2 separate regions of the Homo sapiens genome follow, and region 1 is linked to region 2. Evidence: read pairs that join two places in POLR2A ChIA-PET (ENCODE). Cell type or tissue: GM12878. All regions are shown on one strand. Links, peaks and the distances in the headings refer to the core of each region. The heading gives the core; the rest is flanking DNA. Region 1 has its middle 73 kb from the start of LINC02698. Region 2 overlaps LINC02698 (long intergenic non-protein coding RNA 2698).

What was found. ChIA-PET counts read pairs that join two places held together with the same protein. Peaks named below come from ENCODE experiments on the same cell type or tissue, not always from the same donor. Only the 100,000 strongest peaks of a DNase experiment are listed, where the experiment ranks them.
Region 1: POLR2A ChIA-PET joins it to region 2 with 5 read pairs; 1 of 35 experiments calls an interaction of 5 or more read pairs at or near these places.

What each region holds. Positions count from the first base shown.
Region 1 is chr11:115,584,515-115,587,434 of GRCh38, reverse strand. No RefSeq gene overlaps it. Among named protein-coding and RNA genes, the nearest start is that of LINC02698, 73 kb to the left of the region's middle. RefSeq lists an enhancer at 1,524-1,593. In GM12878, for the core only: a CTCF peak has its summit at 1,873; DNase peaks (open chromatin) are centred at 1,784 and 2,474; H3K4me3 peaks cover 426 bases; H3K27ac peaks cover 2,188 bases.
Region 2 is chr11:115,873,389-115,876,308 of GRCh38, reverse strand. All of the region lies in intron 2 of LINC02698 (long intergenic non-protein coding RNA 2698), which reads right to left. Among named protein-coding and RNA genes, the nearest start is that of LINC02703, 45 kb to the left of the region's middle. In GM12878, for the core only: no CTCF peak of the experiment used is centred there; DNase peaks (open chromatin) are centred at 1,268 and 2,408; H3K27ac peaks cover 2,044 bases.

The DNA.
Region 1 (2,920 bases), core at 312-2,811, 290 kb after region 2:
TGTAACAGTTACCTAGAGCTGGAGAGAGATTGGGGGAAGAAGGGGTGGGTGTTCTTACCATTAAAGGATATGAAATTTCTCTGGGGGGTGATGAAAACATTCTAAAATTGGTTGTAGTGATGGTTGAACAATTCAGTGAGTATAGTAAAAACCATTTAATTCTACATTTTAAATAGGTGAATTGTGAATTGTATGTCAATGAAACTGGTACTCCCAAAAAGAAAAAAAAAATTAAACCTACTCATTCCCCTACCAAAGGCTTCTGCTGGTTTCTCATCACCCAAAAATAAAGCTCAAGCTCCTTGGCCCACCATGAAACTCTCCCTTGACAATTTGGCCCCACCTCATTTTTCAGCCTCATCTTCCTCTCTTCTTGACATGTACCCCAAATGCTGAGCTTTTGAGCTTGCCCTGTTCCTGAACATACCATGCTGTGGCTGCCACAGGAGTCCAGGCCTTTGCATTGTGTTCTTCTCTCCTGCAATGCCTTTTCTTTGATCTCTATCTGACAAATGCTGATTTATTCTTCAGGATCCAAGATGAGCATCACCTGTTCTATGCAGCCTTTCCCAGCTTTCCCAGGAAGAGTTTATCTCACTCCTGGGCTGCCATGACACTCTGTTTATAGTCTATTTTTGCGCTTATCACATTTTATTTTAATTACCTCTCTGCATAGTACCTTCCCCACTAGCCTGGACCACGGGCACTTCAAGGACAGAATCTATGCCTTATTTATCCTTGTACCCATCTCTCCACCCTACTCCCACCACATGTGACTAAAGGCACAGGAGAGAAAGAGAGAGAGACATGCATGCACCCCTTAGAGTCCAGCCTATAAAAAGTAGTTAACAAATGTGAAGAAGGGAGAAGGAAAGCAAGTGAAAGAGGACAATCTCTGGCATTGGAGAACTAGGTTTGATCTCATCCCACTCCATACTGGCTGAGCAACCTTGGTTAAAACTTAACCTCAGTCAGGAGTTCTAGACCAGCCTGACCAACATGGTGAAACTTCATCTCTACTAAAAATACAAAAATTAGCCAGGCGTGGTGGCACACAACTATAATCTGAGCTACTCAGGAGGCTGAGGCAGAAGAATCACTGGAACCCAAGAGGTGGAGGTTGCAGTGAGCTGAGATGCCGCCACTCATTGCACTCTAGCCTGGGCGACAGAGTGAAACTCCGCAAAAAAAAAAAAAAAAAAAAACAAAAACACTTAACATCAGTTTTCTGTAGTACAAAAGATGGTTAGCTGGGCCATTTGTGTTAAACTCATTAAGCCCTACAACGACGCTTTGAAGGAGGTATTACTATGTATATTTCATAAGTAAGGAGCTCAAGGCCACACTCCTAGCACCCTAAGTGATCTAGATGTTCCAAGTTAGTTCGAGAGGTTTGTTTCTCTGACCCCAAGGCCTGAGCTTTCAACCTCAACAATTTGTATGTCATAAGCTGATAGTTGCTACCTATTATTTAACTTTCTTCCAACTATCAGAGGACCCTGGAGTCAAACAGCACCAGGTCCCACTCTCCGTTGACGTGAACTGTATTCAGTTCAAAGCGCTCTGCCTCTCAAACTCAGTTCACTACCCTGGGGATTTCCAGAATGTTACCATGAGGCAAATGCATGCCTGAAACTTCCATTCACTGCTCTCCACCCAGCCAGAGCTCACTCATTTTTTAGCACCCAACTCAAATTCAATGTCCTTTAAGACATCTTCTTAACTCTTTTTTGTATTATTTGAGGTCTTACATTCTGAACCACTTATTTTAACCACACATCTCTAAATTTCACTTTCCGTTCACAGACAAAATTGTCCATTCATACCCCTACTCTCGTCTTCTTCCTGCCCAGTCATTTGGTGACACCCTGCGATACGCACTCCATCCTCACCACTCCGTTAGAGCTACATTCTCCCCGTTACCTAGAAACCTACCTCTGTGCCGGATTAAATGCATTTTTCAGAGCTCTTCTCCCTCATCCCCTGCAGCATTTGACAGCATTCTCTCCTCCCTCCGCCTCCTCCTGGACACAGTGGACTGCCTTCTTCACTGGCCTTCCCACTCCCCACTCCCTCACTCCTTTTTCTCACTGGGCCTGCCTGAGGCTCAGGTGGGTCCCTTGCTTCTCCAGCCTTCCCATCTTCTTCCTCGAAGTGTGACATCTCTCATATCTCAAGCAATAGCCCTGACTTCTTCCCTTAGCTCCAGTTGAGTGTCTCCAACTGCCTTCTGGGCTTTTCTACTTGGATGCCTCACTGTCACTCAACATTTAATTTGTCTAAATCCTGGAAGTGCTATTAATACTTATGTACAAAATGAGCTGTAGATACCAATATCGTGATGAACTATAAAATGCCTCTCCCATTGTTCCGCACCCCCACCCCAACGTGGTCTCTCTCAGAATGGCACATGAATTTGTTTATCCCACCAAATGAGTCATCGAGAGCTCTGAAATGAAAATGTACACATACACACACACTGCCTGAGATATTTGGGCCTGGATTTGTCACCAGGAACCTCGCAACTAATAGTCAACCCATTATCATGTAGTGCCTGTTCTGTGCCCAGCACCGTGCTAGATGCTTCTAGAGTACAGTGATGTTTCCTGCATAAAACCTATCATTAAACAGATTACAGCACGTACCTTCTCAAAAATAGCATAGCATAAAACCACACTTATCATCTTCCCCCACAGTTGACCATCATTTTAGTCATCTATGTTTATGACAGTGGGGGGTCCCCCCTCCTCATTACTTCTTCCTCTTCTCCACACTTTTCCCCAAATCTGATCAATTCCAAATCCTGCTAGTTCCTGTTGGGGCTCAGAAACTGATACCACAAAATATGGTACTTTGTCATGACAAACTGAAGAAGCCTCAAGGTCTCTCTGACCTTCCCCCTGGCCTCCAGCCCCAACCG
Region 2 (2,920 bases), core at 263-2,762:
GCCAGCACATTAGAGAACAAATAAAAATAAAAATTGTAAAGGGATAGTGAACACTGTCAATATTTACAGATAATATTATATTAAACATAGAAAATCCAAAAGAATATATGATAAATAATCATAATTTAAAAAATTATTGAGAAAGGTTGTTGAAAACAAGGTCAATATGTAAAAACCAAATATAAGTGTATAATACTAGCAAAGAGCTGGAAAATAGATTATTCTTTAGATATTATAACCTAGTCATAATAGCATCAGAAAATATAAAATAGTAATAAATCTGATAAAAGGTATGAAAGACTTCTACACATACATACACCCCCAAAAAACCCTATAAAACATTATTGGAAAAATTAAAAGATCTAAATTCATAAGCATTAAAAACTAAATACTGTGAAAACATCAATTATATCCAAACTGAGCTATATATTCACTTTAATATCAATCAAAATGTCAATAGTTTTTCTTTATTCCTTTTTTCTTTGTGAAATTGAAAATGTATTATTTTAAAATGTACATAAAAGCACAAATGGCCAAGAAGCTAAGACATTCCTTAAAGAAGAACAAAAAGGTAGAAGGATATACCACTAAACTATAATAATTAAGATAGTGTGACATTAGTACAATGATAGTTAAATAGACCAATGAGGTGGAAGAGAGTTTAGAAAATACCATACATGTATGGACATTGGCTTCTGAGACTGTGGAACTGTGGGAATAGGACAATCTTTTCTATAAATAATATTGGAACCCTCGGATACCCATATACAAAAAATAAACTTGACCTTTATACCAGAGCATATACAAAAATTAATTTCAGTTGGTATTCATATCTGAAAGTGAAAGCACTATAAAGATTCTATGTGATAATATAGGATATTATTTCTATGGACTTAGGAGAAAAACAGAAATTATTTAGAAGCACATAAAAGTACTAATCATGAAAGAAAAGGCTGTTAAATTAGACTACACTAAAACTAAGAACTTCAACTTATCAAAAGATACCATGAGTAGAAAAAAAAAACATGTGCTCAGACAGAGAAGTTATTTGCATCCATATAAAGTAAGCAAAGATTCAATCTAAAATATATGAAGAGCTCTTACAAATCAATAAAACACAGACAATTAATTAAAAAGTGGGTGAAAAGGGGACTTCATAAGAAAAGATATTTCAGAGGCCGGTAAACATATGAACGTGATCAACCTTATTAGTAATCAAGGAAATGAAAACTAAAACCACAATGAAACACCACTACACATCTACCAGAGTAACTGAAACTCACAAGATTGGTAATAGCAAGTGTTGGCAAGGTTGCGCAGCCACTGGAGCACTCAGACATTGTTGATGGGACTGTACGTTGGTACAATTACTTGGAAAACAGCTTGGTATTACCTGCTAAACTTAAACTTACATATATTCTATGACCCAGCAGTTTCAATCCCAAGTAAATATCCAGCAGAAATATACACATGTGCACCAAAAGACACGTACAGGCTGGGCAGGGTGGCACACGCCTGTAATCCCAGTAACCTGGGAGGCTGAGGCAGGAGAATTGCTTGAACCCAGGAGGTAGAGGTTGCACTGAGCTGAGATCACACCACTGCACTCCAGCCTAGGCGTGAGACAAAGTGAGACTCCGTCTAAAAAAAAAAAAAAATTGTGCAGGGATGTTGTTCATAGTAACATTATTTATAATAACCCCAAAGTGAAAACAATCCAAATTCTAACAGTGGAATAGACAGATGAATGGGGTATATTTGTACAGTGGTAAAGTATACAGCAATGAAAATAAACTGCTGTATGCAACGATGGGTGACTCTCATGTATATAATAGTGATCAAAATAAGTCAAATACAAAATAATATATAGTATAAGTCTATTTATATAAAGTCCCAAAATAGGCAATATTAATCTATAATCTTAGAAGCCAGAAGAAGAGTAACCTCTGGATAAAAATAAGCCTCCAGAAGTAGAAAGAGAGTAGTGAGGGGGAGGAGGGGACAAGAAGAGAGCATCTTGGATGCTAGAGGTGTTTTATTTCCCAATCTAGGTGACGGCTTCCTAGGTGTCTATTGCATGATAATTTGTGGAACTATGTAGTTTCGTGTTTTGTGTGTATTTCTGTATGAGTGTTATATTTCAATTGAAAAAACGTTTTAAAGAAAAATAAGCATAATGTCCATGATAAACTAGAAATAGTTTAAGCCCTCGGCTGCATAAGTGGATTGAAAAGGAAAGGTCAAAGGAACTTTGTGAAGGGAGGATAAATTAATGAAAACAGGGGTGTACTTCAAATAGCAAATTCACAGTAAATGGAGGTTATTTTTACAAAGTCAACTCTCAACTTCCTTTTTTTCGTTGTCTTCATAAATCATGCAAAGCGGGCTGCCTGCCTTGGCAGTTCCATACTAAAATTGCTCCACATACACATTCATGTGTCCTCCCCTATTTGAAGGTAAACAAGTCTCAGCCAAGACAAAATTGAAAAAGTTTGTAGGGTATTTCTTTTGTCTCCAGTTTCTTTCTGTAGCTTTGGTGTATTTTTTCAAGTTCACTGGGCTTGCAGTCAGAACCTCAGGTACAAGTTCAAACTAAATATCTCTTGTTTCATAGTCACTGGTCCTGGGAATAGTTACTTGACAGCTCTGAGCCTCAGTTTCCTTTTTTGCACAACAGGAAGAATACAAATGCCTGCCTCCCAGAATTGTGAACACTAAGTGACACAAAGCATACACACACACACACACACACACTTCAAACCTCAAGGTGTACACCTGAAAGGGACTGCTCTCCCTCCCCGCCCATCTCCTTGGCAATGCCCATTTCAGGTGTTAACTCTTTTAACCCTCCCCCCTGTATCATAGCAGGGAAGAATCTGATATCAGTAATTTATATTCCAAGGATTGATTGATTATTCTC